Regions from separate parts of the Homo sapiens genome. Here region 2 is linked to region 1. A link is an interaction called in ENCODE POLR2A ChIA-PET data of the cell type or tissue named here. Cell type or tissue: K562. All regions are shown on one strand. Region 1 has its middle 59 kb from the start of GNAZ. Region 2 overlaps RSPH14 (radial spoke head 14 homolog).

Region 1 (8,000 bases):
CTACAGGCGCCTGCCACCACGCCCGGTTAATTTTTTATATTTTTAGTAGAGACGGGGTTTCACCGTGTTAGCCAGGATGGTCTCGATCTCCTGACCCCATGATCTGCCCGCCTCGGCCTCCCAAAGTGCTGGGATTACAGGGGTGAGCCACTGTGCCCAGCCCACATTTTATCTTTTATATCATATTTTTACTGTACCTTTTTTAGGTTTAGCTACACAAATACTATTGTGTTAGAATTGCCTGTAATATTCAGTATAATAACATGTACAGGTTTGCAGCCTAGGAGGAATAGGCTACACCCTCTAGGTTTATGTAAGCATACTCTATGATGGTGGCACATCAAAGAAATTGCCTAATGACACATTTCTCAGAATGTGTCCTGGCCGTTTAGTGATGCATGAATCTACTTAATGCATCAGACAGTGCTTTGCATAGGGAGTACCATGGTTCTGGTTCTTCAGAAGTTTTGGATGTAGGGAGTATGATTATTTATGTGAAACACTCAATAAACAATTACGTTATGTGTTTAAATATGTTGACTTGTGTGGTAGTGATGTGAGCTCCAGAGAAGAGGGCTGTGTTGATGGATTAATGGTGGAATTATATCTTTAGGGGTGGATCTTCTGTTGACCTTGGTGGATAGATTTAATTGAGTGGTGAAAAAGAAGGTGGCCTTCTAACTAGGGAAGAACACTGATGACGGCCCAGAAGTGAGGAGGAGTGTAGTGTACCAAAGCACTAGAGTTTGTCATTTCCACTCCCATGCTTTGACTCGTCTTTCTCTTGAAGTGAGCAGAAACATCCTCCCCAACTTTCAGCATGACTTTCAACAATGCTGTTGGGTTGTGTTTGGGCTTCAGTCTCCTTGATACAGAAGGGCTGGGCTCCCAGCTAAACCCCCCGCTGAATCCTGGAACTGTGGCCCTAAGTGAAACAGCTTACCCCGTTTTTCCACCCAAATGTTGCCTTTTTGGCCTGCCCCGCCCCTATCTTGTGCCCCAAAAAGACTTCAGCCGGCAGAGCAACAGAAGCAGCTGAGCGGCAATCAGAGAAGCAACTGAGCATCAGAGACTGTGGACAGACGCAGCTAACTTCAGATGGTGCAGCTTTGTGGAGAGGGGCCTGGCTGGAGATGGCTGGGCTTCAGGGAAAGATCCCCTTCCCATCATCCCCTTCCGTTTCCAGCCTCCGTTTCTGCTGAGAGCCACCCACCACCCAATAAATTCCTCCACATGCATCCCCTTTCAAATGGTTCATGTGACCTGATTCTTCCTGGACATTGGACAAGAACCCAGGTGCTGAGAGGGCAGGGGCTGCCACCCTGACCCTCCACCAAGCCGGTTGGCACTTGGCTGTTTCCAGACATAAGAGCTGAAACAGCATTGGTTGTAACATGCTTGGACGACGCTACTCGGCCCGCACAGAACCTGCTCCTAGCAGAGAGGAGTGATTGGCGGTTCCAGCATTTGTTCATTCTGGTTCCTGCACACTCTCGCTTGCATGCTGTCTCCTGTGAGGAGTGGCCAACGCCGGGCTGAGTGAAATGAGCCACTCCAGTTTCTGCCCATGAAGGGGATCAAGGGAACTATCCCATCTCATCTGAAGGCTTGTCCTGGATACGTCAGACAAGTGAGTACATGACGAAATGTCTCTTTTGGGTGAAAAGAATGTTGGCTCTGTGGCTGTTTTCCTTCACGGTGGTCAAACTGTCTTATGGGATGGGAATAAGGTCCTGGGGAACCAAAGGCATCTGACTGAGGCCACTCCTCAGTGTTGCTGGAAGGCCCCAAGACTAAACTCCATCCATGACTGCCCTAACAGGCGTCGGCCCAAATCTGCAGACTTTGCTGTGATATCTTTGTATCTTTTCTTCTTTAATGCCTGCAAATGGTTTCTATCTCTTTCTTTCTTTCTTTTTTTTTTTTTTTTTTTGAGACGGAGTCTTGCTCTTGTCCCCCAGGCTGGAGTGCGTGGTGCAATCTTGGCTCACTGCAACCTCCGCCTCCCAGGTTCAAGTGATTCTCCTGCCTCAGCCTTCTGAGTAGCTGGGACTACAGGCACCCACCACCATACCTGGCTAATATTTGTATTTTTACTAGAGATTGGGTTTCACCATGTTGGCCAGGCTGGTCTCGAACTCCTGACCTCAGGTGATCTGCCCACCTCGGCCTCCCAAAGTGCTGGGATTGCAGGCGTGAGCCACCGTGCCTGACTGGCTTCTATCTCTCTCATAAAGAGTTTTGCTACAAACTGCAGAGATGTTAGGTAGAATGAGTGTTTGGCCTAGCCATTAGATATGGAATTCAGAACAATGTGATTCCCGTTTTTTCTTAGAGGTGCCATCCCCACACTCACCCCAACAGCCACGGGCAGGCATGGTGTGTGGTGGTTCCTCTGCTCACCCCCTCCCCTCCCTGCTTAGGAGCCTGGGCGTGTCTGCTGCATGCGTGTGCCATGTTCAAGGGCTAAGCGAGGCAGCAATGAGCTGCGCACACCTCCCAGTCCCCAGGGAAGCCTCGGGTTAGGGGTCCCATGTAGCCAGATGGCTGGCACCTCCCACTTGGCTGGAAAAAGGATGGGAAAGTGATCTTTTCCTAAAGCCTAACCGTTTCTGGTCAGACCCTTCTCCAAAACTGCACTGTCTGAAATTAGCTGTGTTTTTTTATAGTCTCTGACGCTCAGTTGCTTGTCTGTCACTCAGCCGCTTATACCTTGACACTCAGCTGTTTGTGTTGCTCTGCCTCTGAAGTTTTTTATGGGCACAGGATAGGGGTGGAGCAGGCCAAAAAGGCAATATTTGGGTGGAAAAACAGGGTCAGCTGTTTTCACTTAGAGCTGTGGTTCCAGGGTTAAGGTTGGGGTTTAGCCGAGAGCCCAGTCCTTCTGTATCATCCTCATCTGTGAGACAAAGATGCTGATGGCCCAGGCAGCTCTAGAGCCAAAGGTTCCACCATGGTACCCAGTCATCTTGTTTTACTTCCCAAAGCCTATTAACATGACTGATCCCCAAAGCATAATGTCAGCATTCAAGATGCTGGTATAAACCACAGCTATCAAACCACCTGAACAGGCAAAGAGAGAGAAAGAAAGCCACATTTGACTCACTCTTCTGAAAGTTACTCCCACATCAAGTACTCTGTATACTCCCCACCACACCCCCAGTTCTCCACATTCAGGCGCTTGATCTCTTTAATTCAGTGAGTGACTTATGCTTAGTTTTAGTCCATCCTGTTTTCTCTCTTTAATGTCCTTCATGATCTCTTGTTGGATTCTTATCTTGCCCTTCTGTGTCACAATTTCCTAATTTCCCTTTAATTCCCTTTCTTAAAAATTTTTATCATTATTTTTTAAGACAGGGTGGAGTGCAATGGCATGATCATAGCTCACTGCAGCCTGGATCTCCCAGGCTCAAGCAGTCTTCCCACAGCCTCCTGAGTAGCTGGGACTACAGGTGTGTGTCATCACACCTGGCTAATTTTAAAAATGTTTGTAGAGACAGAGTTTGCCATGGTGCCCACACTGGTCTCAAACTCCTGAGCTCAAAGGATCCTCCTGCCTCAGCCTCCTGAAGTGCTGGGATTATAGGCATGAGCCACTGCACCTGACCTGGAAGCAACAGTTAACAGCCAGCAGAGCTCCCCCTGGCCCAGCTGTGACAACCCAGAATGCCTCCAAACATTACCAAGTGCCCTCTGGGAAGAAAAATCCAATTCCCACTCCTCTGCACTGTGAACCACTGATTGAGGGCATTCTGTGCCTCACTTTGATTCTTTCCCCTTGGTCTCTGGTGAACTGCCAGGGAAACACCCAGCATCTGAGATTTGCACTGTTGCTGGAAAGAAGGAGTGGTGAGAGCTTCCACTCTCAGAACCTAGGCAGTAGCTGCCTAGGACAGAACTGCCCCTACAAAAGATTCCATCTGATCAGGCCTGACCAGGTGGCCCATGGCTGCTGCCTCCCCATCATTTGTCTTCTGTGCTCCCAGTCTTTTACCTGGTGGCCTGCAGTGTCCCTCCCCACCGCAGACATAATCGCTGTTGTCCCTGTCAGACCCCTGGGAGGGACCCAGCCAGCCCAAGCTGATTTCTAGTGGGAGGACACTACTTAGGCCCCCCGTCTCTGTTCTTTTCATTGTTCAGTCTCCTCAGGTCTTAGCAATGTCATTTACAGACTTAGGGTAAGTGCAAAAGCTGGAGACTGCTGCTTCAATGTCTACAAACTCTATAAAGAGTTTTTCTACAAACTGCAGAGATGTTAGGTAGAATGACATCTCTGTCATTCACAGAGATAGACTTCTCTATCTTTAGGTAGAATGACTTCTCTGTCATCCACTAAGTAGAGTGTGCCAATGTAAGTACTTGTGTGGTTAGAGTAACCTCACCTGAGATGGTATGAATGCCAGCAATTTTCAGCGAGATTGTGATCAGTTAAACACCCATTTCCTAAACTATCTTCATGAACACGGCAGAAGAGCAAACCTCCAACTGAAATGAATACGGAGTCAGCAGGCTGCACTTTCACTTCCAACTGAATCCACAGTGATTCCACAAAGACACTGACCTTAGAAGCCATCTACCAGAGGTGGTATCTGAATAGCACTACATCACCAGTGGACACTGGGTAAGGTTCATCCGTTTTGTTGAGCATAGGCTTGTGCCCCATGAGTTCAGCCAAGGTTAGTACTTTTAGGGCTTGAGTTAACCCCATTCTTCCAGTGGCACAACTTAGCCTCTTCCACTCTGGAGCTTCAGAGAGGGAATTAGTTCAGAGAGTTAGTTGTTTTTACAGTTCCACCACTGGAAAAAGGGAACGGGAATGACTTCTCAGGGATCAGCAAACTTTTCCTGTAAAGGCAAGTTTGCTGGTCACATACCATCTCTCTTTTTTTTTTTTTTTTTTTTTTTACAACCTTTTAAAACTATAAAAATCATTCTTAGCTTCAGAGCTGCACAAAGCCCATCATTATCCAGATTGGCCTGCTGACCAGATTTGTTGACCCCTGGCTCAGTTGACACTGATTTTGAAACATCTGCACATCATTTAACTGGATAACCCCTTGCTTTGTTATTCTGATCTCCAAAGCCAGGGATAAAATGGACAGATTCATCTATCCATTTATTCACTAACTACTTACTGAGTGCCAACCATGTCATAGACACTCAGCAGTGTTCAGAAGACACAAGTTACCAAAACTCAGTTGCCATCCTCAAGAGCTTATGTTTAATGGAGACAAACCACAAAATAGGCATTTTCTATGCAGTGTGATAAGTGCCACTATTCCAGTTATTCAGAAAACATTTATGAAGTACCTTATGTGCTAAACATGTTCTCAGTACAGGGGGAAGGTAACGCAGTGAACAAGGCAGGAGGCCCTTGGTCTCAGGAAGCTTGCACTGAAGTGGAGAAGCCAGATAAGCAAGCAGATAAATTGCTTTCACATGGTGGCAGGCATTTCACAGAAAATAAAAACAGCAGTGAAGCTGGGTGCAGTGGTGCACACCTATAATCACAGCTTCTTGGGAGGCTCAGGAGGGGGATTGCTTGAGCCCAGGAGTTCAAGTTCAAGTGTTCCTAGACCAAAACGAGGATCAGGCTGCTTACTCTCGTGGCCCAATAATGAGATGCAGATGAACTGGGAAAGAAGAGTTTTTTATTTATGTAACTGGTTACAGGGAGAAGGCCTGGAAATTATCAAAATTTGGACTAACTCAAAATTACAGTTTTCTAGAACTTATGTGCCTTCTAAGCTATATGTCTACGTGTAAGTGTGCATTTATCTAAAGACATAAGTGCTAACTTTTATTCTGTAACTGAGATCTGAGTCCTGAAGACCTTCCTCTGGAGCCTTAGTAAATTTTCTTAATCTAAATGGGCCCAGGTGCTGGGGCAATTACCCTTATCTTGTCTCCTGCTAAATCATGGAGGTTTGATGAGTTCTTGCAGACCTCCAATAAACTTGTTTGTGGAGACCTGGGGGGTTTCTTCAGACCCCCAATGAAACTTGCTTAATTCTAAATGGGTCCTTTTAAGAATTCCTTTTTTATCTCATCATGCTTCAAGGCCCAGGAAAGGCCTGGACAAAACTCTTGGTGAGCCTTTGTTACATTCCAGCATTTGTATTAGAGCACTGGCTCTATCAGCTTTTAATATTTAACTTAACCACTCAGTCAGTGCTGAAACAGTTGTTACAGAGGCCTGCGTTAGTGAGACCTGGCCTGCCGCAGCAGTGAATGATGATCACATTTATGAATAGCCACTGCACTCCAGCCTGGGCAACATAGCAAGACCCTGTCTCTAATTAAAGACAAAAACCAAGACCTGAGTAATGGAGTAGAGATGAATTGGGTGCATCCTTGGAAGGCCCCTTCAAGGAAGTGCTATTTTTCTTTCAAGGAATAATACAAGGAGTTAGCCATGCAAGATCTGAGGGAAGAACATTCCAGACACAGTACAGAGCAAGTCTAGAGGGTTTTGATTTGGAATAAGCTTGCTGGACTTGAGAATCAATGAGGCAAGCAGTGTGACTAGAGCACAGTGTGTAACCATTAGGAAATAAGGAGATCCATTTAGAAAGGTAGACTGGGGCTTCCGCAGGACAGCCTTTAAAAGCCAGAACAAGTTTAAGTTTTGTACAGGTGGTGAAAATTCCTGGATTCTTTTAAGCACATGACCTACTGATATGAGATGGGTAAGCCCAAGGTTCCTGGGAATACAGAGGAGGGACCTGTAACCTAGGCTTGGGAGGTAAAGAAGATGCTTCTTTTATTTTTTGTGAATGTGAAGTCATTTTTTTCTACTCTGGCTTCACAACAAAGGCCAACAAGTAATTTAGAGGACCCAGAGTAAATCGCTGGGACAAATCCAGCATAATCTTGAGTCCTGCCTCTTGCTTTTTTTTCTTGGTTCTGTTTCTTGGGCTGGATTTTACACAACTCACTGGTATCTTATTGAAGATACAGAGGAATAAATACAGAATGGAGAGAAGGATCTCACTCTGATAGCTACCAAACCTATTCTTGAAATATTCTGGCACTGTCACCACCTGTACAAGCAATGAGACAAGTCACCATCAACAGTGAGTGCTGAAGAGGCAGACCCAGGGGGATGAGTCTTGCTCACAAGTTCTGGTTGTTAGAGACATGGCTGATTCTGGGAGTAGCCCAAGAATTCAAGATGGGGAGTCACTGCCCCTGGCATCTGTTAAGATGGGAGAAATAAGAAAGGAGAATAAACACCACTGTCTCCCAGGAGTTTGGAATCCAGCTTCTTGTGCAATATTTGATGCAGAAGAAAATCCAGCTGAGAATGGTAATGATGACAAATCCCTTTTATGGAATAATCATAGAGCAAAATCAAGTGCTTAATCACATAGTACAAAGATAGCCAGTGTTCAAGAGAGACAGGTCCTGACTACACAGCTCTGTGACTTGTCCTGTGCCAACACTGCCGGTGTGCATGCTGGTGTCCCATACAATCCTGCTGTATCTCAGGCTGTGCACACCAAGACGACAAGAACCATGCCCTTTTTGTTCACTATATTCCTGGACCATAGCTCAGTGCCTGGCTCATGGTAGGTGAATAGATACTAATGAATATTGTTCCACTTTCTATCCTGACTATTCTCATATGTTCTTGTCCACTGACCTCAAACATGTCTATTTTAAGTTCTATCTCAAATTCTACCTGCTTTATCAAGACTTACCTGGGGACTTCACAAGAACCATATGCCCTCTTCTTCTAAATACCTGTAGCTTTTATTATTTTCACCTTTGATTTGGCTCTAAATCGTAGATGGCTTACTTTTTTAGCAAGGTCCCAAGCTTCCCAAGCTGTTTCACACTTACTACTTATATCTTTGCTAGGGCTGCCATAACAAAGTAAACTGTTCATTCTGCACTGCCTTGCCTTTTCTGCAGAAGCCTCAATAAAGGCAGTATCCCAACCCTTCCCTTTGTCTTTTTCCTCCTGACCACCTGATGTCTTTCCCATGTGGTCCTGC
Region 2 (8,000 bases), 53 kb before region 1:
CATATTAGCATGTCTTGGGATAGCCAGAGGCTGTTTCCACTGCAGAGTCTGGGGGTCAGAGTTGAATTGTTTGCAGAGGTAAGCCCACATGCAACAGTGAGATGGCCCTTTCCAGTGGTCCAGAGCAGAGGCTAGCCTGCGGAGGGGTCCACTGGGGCTGGCTGACACCTCCCTGACTTGACCTCAAAGTAAGAGAGGGACATCTCACCTGGCATCAAACCAATATTGTATTCATGCAGCAGTCACTTACAGATAGCCTCCTCCACCAGGGTATAGTTGTAGGCACAGTTCTAGGATTCAGACCGGCCCTTTTCTGGCAGACCCTCTGCCTGTAGGGCAGGGGCAGAAAGCAAACAACGATTGGGCCTTACAGTCATGTGAGGCTATCTGAGGAGACCCACTGGGGCTCTGGGGGCATGTGGAGTGGGGGAGCATTGGGCATTGGGCCAGCTTCCCAAAGGAAGAGATGCTTGGAATGAGGCCATAGCAGGCGTGGAGGTGGCCAGTGACATAGGGTGGGAGGGAAGTGAGTTCCAAGGCGGGGACGGTGCAGGACATGAAGGAGCACGAGGCCAGGAAGAACCCAGAGAAGACCAGTGTGGCTGGGGCCAGGGTCGTTGCCCATGCACAGATGCCAGCTTGGGGCAGTAGGATCAGGGACGTTGGCCTAAGAACTGCTCGAGAGTTTTAACATTAGTCTTTTAAATTTGAGAAGGAGGAGGAGAAGTTTTTAATTGCCTGTTTACAGTAGGCGTGGTCCCACAGACAATGTGAGTTGTCCTACTGGACATAATAAAATAACAAAAACATCAGTTAGTCAGTCCAGAGGAAGTGGGAGTGAGCACAGAAGTCAGTCTGTGAGGCTGAGTTCAGTGTACGGTCTGCTGTGGCTGTGAGATGGCAGGGAGACCAAGAGCATGTTAGGAGACAGTGGCGGGGCATTATCAGGACCCAGGGAGATGAGAGAAGGGGAGAGGGTGGGGACCACTGGAGGAAGAGATGGTGCTTACCAAAAAGATGGAGGAGCAGTTGGGGAGGTGGTCAGGAACCAGAGAATGGAGGGTACCAGAGGCACGGGAAGAGAGCATGTGGTAAAGGAAGAAGCTGTTAACCATGCTCCCAGCTACCTGGAAGCCGAGAAAGCTGAGGACAGAGAAGCACCCCTTGGAGCAAAGGCAGGCCCAGTGGGCCAGGAGTTCAGGGCACAGGGCCATGCAAGGCTAAAGCTGGACAGGTGGGTCACCTGCGGCAAGGTGGGCCCCAGATGCCATGTGTGGATGTGCAGTCCCCTAACAGGAAAGGGTGTGGCTGCGACCAGAACCTGGGTGCTGGTGCTCTGTCCTGAGCCCTCATTGGCTGGGAGACAACAGCTGGGGCTTTGCTGTAGCCAGAGGAAGGGGGCCATGGTGGTGACTGAGCCCACTCAGCACCTCCCCAACCCAGCAGGCACAGCTGGCTGAGGAGTGGCCCCTCAACATGGTGTCAGCACCCGCCCTGCCCCACCACAAAGAAAATGACCCAGACTCCACCACTGGGGCTCCACACCATGGACATCCGTGACCCCTCAATCCCATTGGATCTCTTTGGCTCATCAACCACTGAACCCATCCTAGCCCCTACATATCAGCCAGGCCAGATCGGGGACTCCCCACAAACACATACATTTGAGCCCTGCTGTTCTGGGCTCTCCTCCACATCCATGAGAACCAGCTTCCCCGGGGCCTCCCTTTGTGCACCTCCAGAGCCCCTAGGACCCTGGAATTCCTGGTCTACACACATGTCAACCTGTTCTGTAGTGACCTGTCCCCAGCTGACTATTCCACTAGTTTTCCCACTTCCCGGGGGTGGGGTGGGCATATGTTGCTTGTCTCTAAACCATGGATGGCCCAGAGCCTGGCCTGCTCTGGTGCCACCCCATCTGGCTGATTCTCTGTGCCCCACCTGTCCTACCTCTTCTGCAACCACCCCCCACCCCCAGCGGACGCTCAGGCTGCCGCCCAGTTGGGTGGATTTCCCCGATTGTTTCCCTGGGGTCTGTGTGCCCCACCCCCACTTGAGCAAGCCATCGCAGATCTGGGTTAGTTATAAATAGCCAGGCCCGAGACTCTTCTTTTAGCTGAAAAGAAGCAAAGTGAACGAGCAGAAAGGCACACCCGGCACGCGTTTTATTTTTAATCTTCTCCCTCTGTCTCAAAATGAACCCCGGTCCCTGTGCTAAGCATTTCTAGGAGCAGAAGTACAAGACAAATGCCTGAGAAACAAAACCCAAGGGGCTGAGGGTCCCGCCTGGCTTTGCCACCATCTGCTGTGTGACCTTAGGTATTCAAGTTGCCTCTCTGGGCCTCAGTTTCCTCACCAAGGAGAGGTGGGTAATGGAGGTGATCACCTTGAATGTTGACTTTTCTGACCTCAACTCCTTCTATATTCCTCCCCTAACTTGTGCCCATCCTGACTCAGCAATGACACCTGTCCCAGGGATTTCCTGGGAAGCTCAGATAGGTGAGACGAGGCTACAATCTAGCCCTGATTTGAAAATTAACAACTTCCTTACCCCCAGGTCTTTGCTCAAGTGTCCCCATCCCAGAACTTTGTCCTTCCATCTGCCAGCAAAATTAACAGAAGGTCAAATTGTCGCCTCCCTGCTGTGAGCTGGAAGAGGGCCGTCCAGGTCACCACTGAGTTGAATCTATAGCCAGGAGTGGGTAGGGAGACCGTGGGCAGAACCTGAGGGGAAGCAGAGCGGGAGCAGGAGGCCAGGTGTGTGGTATGGGCAAAGCAGGGAGCTGCGAGAGAGAGAGGATCAGGCCTCGGGAGGGGTGGTAGGGTTGGGGGGTTTCTGCACTGATGGGATCTGCAGGGCTTGGGCTGTGCAGCGTTTGTCTTGTATCCTACTCCTCAGCCTCCAGCAGGCCCTTGCTTGTAGCTGGGACTCAGTGTTGGTGGAATTCAGGAGACTCTTGCCACCCTAGGCCCAGATGTTCTGGGCACACAGGGACAGACCCTTACATGGATGAAGAAATCCACAGCACGTGGAACACGTTTTCATCCACAACCCCCTGCCAGGTAGGCCCGTTTCAGTGATAAGGAAACTAGACTCAGAGAGGTTAAGTAACTTGTCCAAGGTCACACAGATTGGAAAGGATATGTTTTAAATGAGACCTAGGCTTTTTTTTTTTTTTTTTTTTTTTTTTTTGCAATCTGTGCATATTAAATAAAAAAGGCCAACACAGTAGAAGCAACAGGAACCCACTTTTCCTGGGTGGTCAGAGCCCTGAGAACAAACAGGGCAGATCTAGCTGCTCCATCTGATACCACAGTGAGAAGCTGGCCAGGGGCACTGGAAGCCACCTGACACCAGAGGACCTGGGGGATGGGGCATGGAGAGCTGCTGGACATTATGAGACATGGTGGGGGGCGGTAAGAGCCACTCAGCACCCTGCTCCGCCTTTCTACCCCATCACCCTGGGCACCTGCTGTTTGATGTCCTCAGGGAGTGGGGGAAGAAGGTTGGGGTGATGTCTTCAAAGAGGAAATCCCTGGTACTAATTGGCACTTGGAGACCTTTAGGCTAATCAACCTGTTTATTTCTCTCTCTAGAGTAAATTAGAGGGTTTAGCTGGGGAGGGCGGAAGAAAGAGGTGTCTTCTGGTGGCCACCTCCCTGGGGGCTGTAGATGGCTTTGCAGTAGGCAGTGGGCTGCAGGGCAGTGGCGAGGGCAGCTGCGTGCCGTAGGGAAGGGCACTGTGCACATTCCCTGTGCTTCTCATCTCAGTGACTCAGGAGGGCTGTTCTGCCCACCGTCCTGGGCTCAGGATGCCACTCGTGCTGGGTTCTCTAGGCAATCACATGCTGACATTCCTCAGGAGGGAAGGGAGCTGGGAGGAGCCAGGTGGGGCCTGTTTATGGGGGAGCCTTGCCTCATTGTGCTTCTCCCAGTACCTGCACCCCAGCTGTGCCATGTGGAGCCCCCTTCCCACAGAGCCCCAGGTCCCTTGAAGACGAGAGCCTATGGCTTCCCGTCACCTTTAGTTGGGGCACAGCTCTTTTTGGTGAGTGTGACACTGGCCTACACTCTAGGTCTTCTGTCTCAGAGTCAAAACCAAGCTCTTCTCCAGGGCTGGTCAGACCAGTGTGGGGTCTCCAGCAGCTTTGAAATATTTTGGTGGATGGGAAGCGGGGGCTTGGCTGGCTCCCCAACTCTGGGGCAGGGGGAGGGAAGAGTGGAGGTCTCCTGGTGTGCCTGGGCCCTGCAGGAGTGAGCTGTCAGCTCTCCGAGGGGTGGCTTATTGCCTCTCCAGCTGCTGTGCGCTTGCTATGGTAGATGCCCCCTGAGACACAGGCGACAAAAGACTGGTCCTTCCTGGGTTCTCTGAGCCTCCGCCCTTAGCCCCTGACATGGCTGTCACTGCAGCTGCCTGCTGGTCGCTCAGGCCCCTGGCCAGGCGGGACGTGTGTGTGGGGGTGGCACTTGCAAGTCCTTTTGTCAAACCCACCCACTGGTTCTGCAAGACCCTCCTTGAGCCCTGCAGGCCAACTGGCATGGGTGGGTGGGTGTGTGGCCAGCCCGCCCTCAGTGCCCTTTCCTGCCTTGTAGGGGCCCAAGAGATCATCAGCAAAGGTCTGATTTCCTCACTGGTATGGAAGCTGCAGGTGGAGGTGGAGGAGGAGGAGTTCCAGGAGTTCATCCTGGACACACTGGTCCTCTGCCTGCAGGAGGATGCCACCGAGGCCCTGGGCAGCAATGTGGTGCTTGTCCTGAAGCAGAAGCTCCTCAGCGCCAACCAGAACATCCGCAGCAAGGCCGCCCGTGCGCTCCTTAATGTCAGGTGAGGCCTGGCCTAGGCTGGGTTTCTACCAAGGCTGGGAGAAGGCACCTGAGCTGGACTGGTCCAGAGCTCAAGGGCGGCCACCCTGGGCCTGCTTCCCCTTGCCTGCTTGTGCCCAGGGGTAGGAGGGAGCTGGGACAGAGGATGACCTTCTCCCCTAGGGTGACCACCATCCCGTTGGCCTGGGAGTGTACTGTATCCCAGGAAACCCCTCAGCCTGGACAAAGCCAGATGATTGTGCACCCCCTCCCCATGAGGAAGGCCAGCACAGGAGATGCACTGGTGATGATCATGACACCCAGCGGTCACTGAGTGCCTCCTGTGTGCCAGGCGTTGTCTACAAACCTCACATTTAGGCGACCCTCCAGGGAGGTGATGTCTGCCTTCACAGGTGAGAAAAGGAGGCAGTGTCTTGTGTCTCACACCAGGTCACACAGGATCACAGTCTACATCCTGGCCTGGAAACTGAGGGAGCCCAAAGCCTCAAAGCTGCAGGGGGCAGGGTGCGGTGTGTGTTCTCACACTGGGCCCCTTTTCACGAGGACAGGCTGGTCACCGAACCCCAGAGTCTCTGCCTTAGCTGTGGCTATGTCTCTTTAGTGGAGACCCTCTTGCCTTCCCTAAGTCCTGGCTTCTCTTCTGAGAGTCTCACTAGAGGCTCAGGCCAGTATTTCTGCAAGTGGGGCCCCGGACCCAAGCCACCGGGAGGTTTGTGAAAATGCAGATTCCTGGGCCCTGTCCCAGCCCCATCATTCTTAGGTCTGCTCAGAGGTCCCCTTTCTGTGGGACCATGAGAGTGGCTTTCCAGGAGAGAGCTCTCTCTCTCTGAAACTGTAACCTCCCTGCTGTCCCCTGTCCTCCCATGTCCACTGTGACCACCATCCCTGCCGTTACTTTGTGTGTCATCCCCGAGGGGAGCTCCTGAGGACAGGGCTTTCCTCTGTTTGCTGCCCTAAACCCAGGGTTTGCAGCGGGGGAGCTTTGGCTCCCAGTTGAGAATTATCTGGCCCTAAAGAACACTGAGCTGGAGAAACCCTGCTCTTGTCCCCACTCTTGTGAACAAATCGGGGAATCCCTGCATCGCTCTTGTCTCAGTGTCTTGCTGTGTGAACGAATCAGGGAATCCCTGCATGTGGGGCCCAGGACTCTGCAACTTTGATCATGGGCTTCGGGGTTGAGGCCCACTGCCCTGAAAGGCTCCCAGTGTCACAGCTAGTGGCTGGCCAACCTCATTTCCCAATCTGTGTTCCCAGGGAACACCTGTGTCTTTGAGGTCATTAAGAGCTCTACAAAAATGAGGGTTCTTTGGTGGCTACATTTGGGAAAGGTTGATTAAACTAAGTGACACAGGGGTCTTTGCACTGTGGCATTCCTGTGGGGCTTGTGAACAGTGTTTCCTGGCCCAGGGAGCCCTTTCTTTTTAGGGGACAGAATTGACCCTCTCTCAGGAAACTTTTGGGGAGTTCATCATCCTCATTTCCACAACTTCATTCAGTGCCAGAGTAAGTGGCCTAAAAGTTACCTGGTCTGAGTCCTTAGCTGCAGTTGCCCAGTGCCCGGCAGCTGCTGCTGTTGGGGGCAGCTTGGCCCATCACTGTCAGCTCTGGCTCTTAGGCAAAGTCAAAACAGGTCTCCCTGTGGTTGACACCCCTGGGTCCTGCTGTTCCCCATTTTGGGGCCACGGAGAACATGCCCTATTTCTTTTCTGTGTGCTGGCTCAGAGTGAGGCCCTGTCACCCCGTGGTCTTCACTGGCAGTGGGCCGCGTTCACACCAATGCTCCTCTGCAGCCCAGCATCCCTGCCATGACCAGTCCTGGATCATGGGGACCAGTCCTGGGACTACCTGGGGTAGCCCCCACACAATTATTTCTTTTGTGTCTCCCTGGGGCACTCCTGGGCCTTGCGCCTCTTCTCCCTTCCAAGCAGAGCCCCTCTCTGTTCCCTCTCTGCCCCAGCATATCTCGAGAGGGCAAGAAACAGGTGTGTCATTTTGACGTCATCCCCATCCTGGTCCATCTGCTGAAAGACCCAGTGGAGCATGTGAAGTCTAACGCTGCCGGTGCCCTGATGTTCGCCACAGTGATCACTGAAGGTGAGGCGGTGGGGGGTGCCGCAGGGAGGGAGACCCTAGCAGGCTAGCAGCCGTGATGAGCTTTCTGTACTCAGGGGCTGGGTATCGTCCCCCAAACTCCACACTTTGCAAAAAAAAAAAAAACCTCCCCTTGGCCTATCACTGATGTCCTTTCAAGGTTGGGTCCAAGGCCCAGCCCTCCCTCTTCTCCCCAGCACAGTGGCCCCTCACCAGTCACTCACATTAGGACCTCTGTGCCTTCGCACCAGTCTGTTCCCTGGGCCTGGAATTCCCGCCTCCCACCCAGGCCCCTTGTGAGCTGTGACTCAAGGGTTGATTAGTTTGCCATCCATGATTCTGTTACCCTGAGGTCTAAGCAAACCCTGGAGCCCTTGACTCTATGGTGTTTATTCATCCTAATTATTTTTCTTAAACTGGAGGAGGGGGCAAATTCAGAATTATCTCCCCCGAGCCCCCTACCTTGGGACTCCCAGCCAGTCAGGCTTCCCCTCTAAGTCACCCAACCCTGGGCTCATGGAAGAACCCTGGGCTGTTTCCACACCTGGCAGACTGGGGCGTGGCACTCCCAGGACCCCTGAAAGCATTTGACTTTCCCTCTGGCCCCTACACACCCACCAGCCTGGGGCCCTGTGCTTCCTTTGAGTTCCATGGAGGACCATCTGGGCTTGGATTTGCAATCAGCCTCCCAAAGACAGGTCCTCCCAGGCCCTGCACACCTGACCCTAATGCTGCTTGAGGTATGCAGATGGGAGAGGTTGGGGCTTTCTTGGAGTCCACAGCCCCTCCTTTTACTGGTGTAGTCAGGATGCTGACTGCACGGTGGCAGGGGCTCCCCCTGCGTGTTTATCTTGGGGCAGCCTCAGCCCAGTGTCCTTCTCGGTCCAGGCTTTCTGTAGGAGTGCTTGGAGGGCCACGGGGCTCGAGACACAAGAGGCTGAGACCCAGGGAGATGAGGCCACTTATTCCCAAGCTGGCACTCCAGCTGAGGGTCCTGAAGCCCCTGCCACGTGCCAGGCCCTGGGAGGCAGTGATGAGGGATGTGGAGGAGAAGCCCAGCATGGGTGGGGCAAACACAGGGGAC

What was found. ChIA-PET counts read pairs that join two places held together with the same protein. Peaks named below come from ENCODE experiments on the same cell type or tissue, not always from the same donor. Only the 100,000 strongest peaks of a DNase experiment are listed, where the experiment ranks them.
Region 2: POLR2A ChIA-PET joins it to region 1 with 6 read pairs; 6 of 35 experiments call an interaction of 5 or more read pairs at or near these places.

Annotation. Positions count from the first base shown.
Region 1 is chr22:23,007,297-23,015,296 of GRCh38, reverse strand. No RefSeq gene overlaps it. Among named protein-coding and RNA genes, the nearest start is that of GNAZ, 59 kb to the left of the region's middle. In K562, no CTCF peak of the experiment used is centred here; DNase peaks (open chromatin) are centred at 2,452, 3,909, 7,132, 7,553 and 7 weaker places; H3K27me3 peaks cover 3,683 bases.
Region 2 is chr22:23,060,728-23,068,727 of GRCh38, reverse strand. It overlaps RSPH14 (radial spoke head 14 homolog), which reads left to right. Exons shown (of 7, transcript NM_014433.3): 5 at 4,595-4,826; 6 at 6,783-6,919. Among named protein-coding and RNA genes, the nearest start is that of GNAZ, 5.8 kb to the left of the region's middle. RefSeq lists a silencer at 2,362-2,569. In K562, no CTCF peak of the experiment used is centred here; no DNase peak of the experiment used is centred here; H3K27me3 peaks cover 7,963 bases.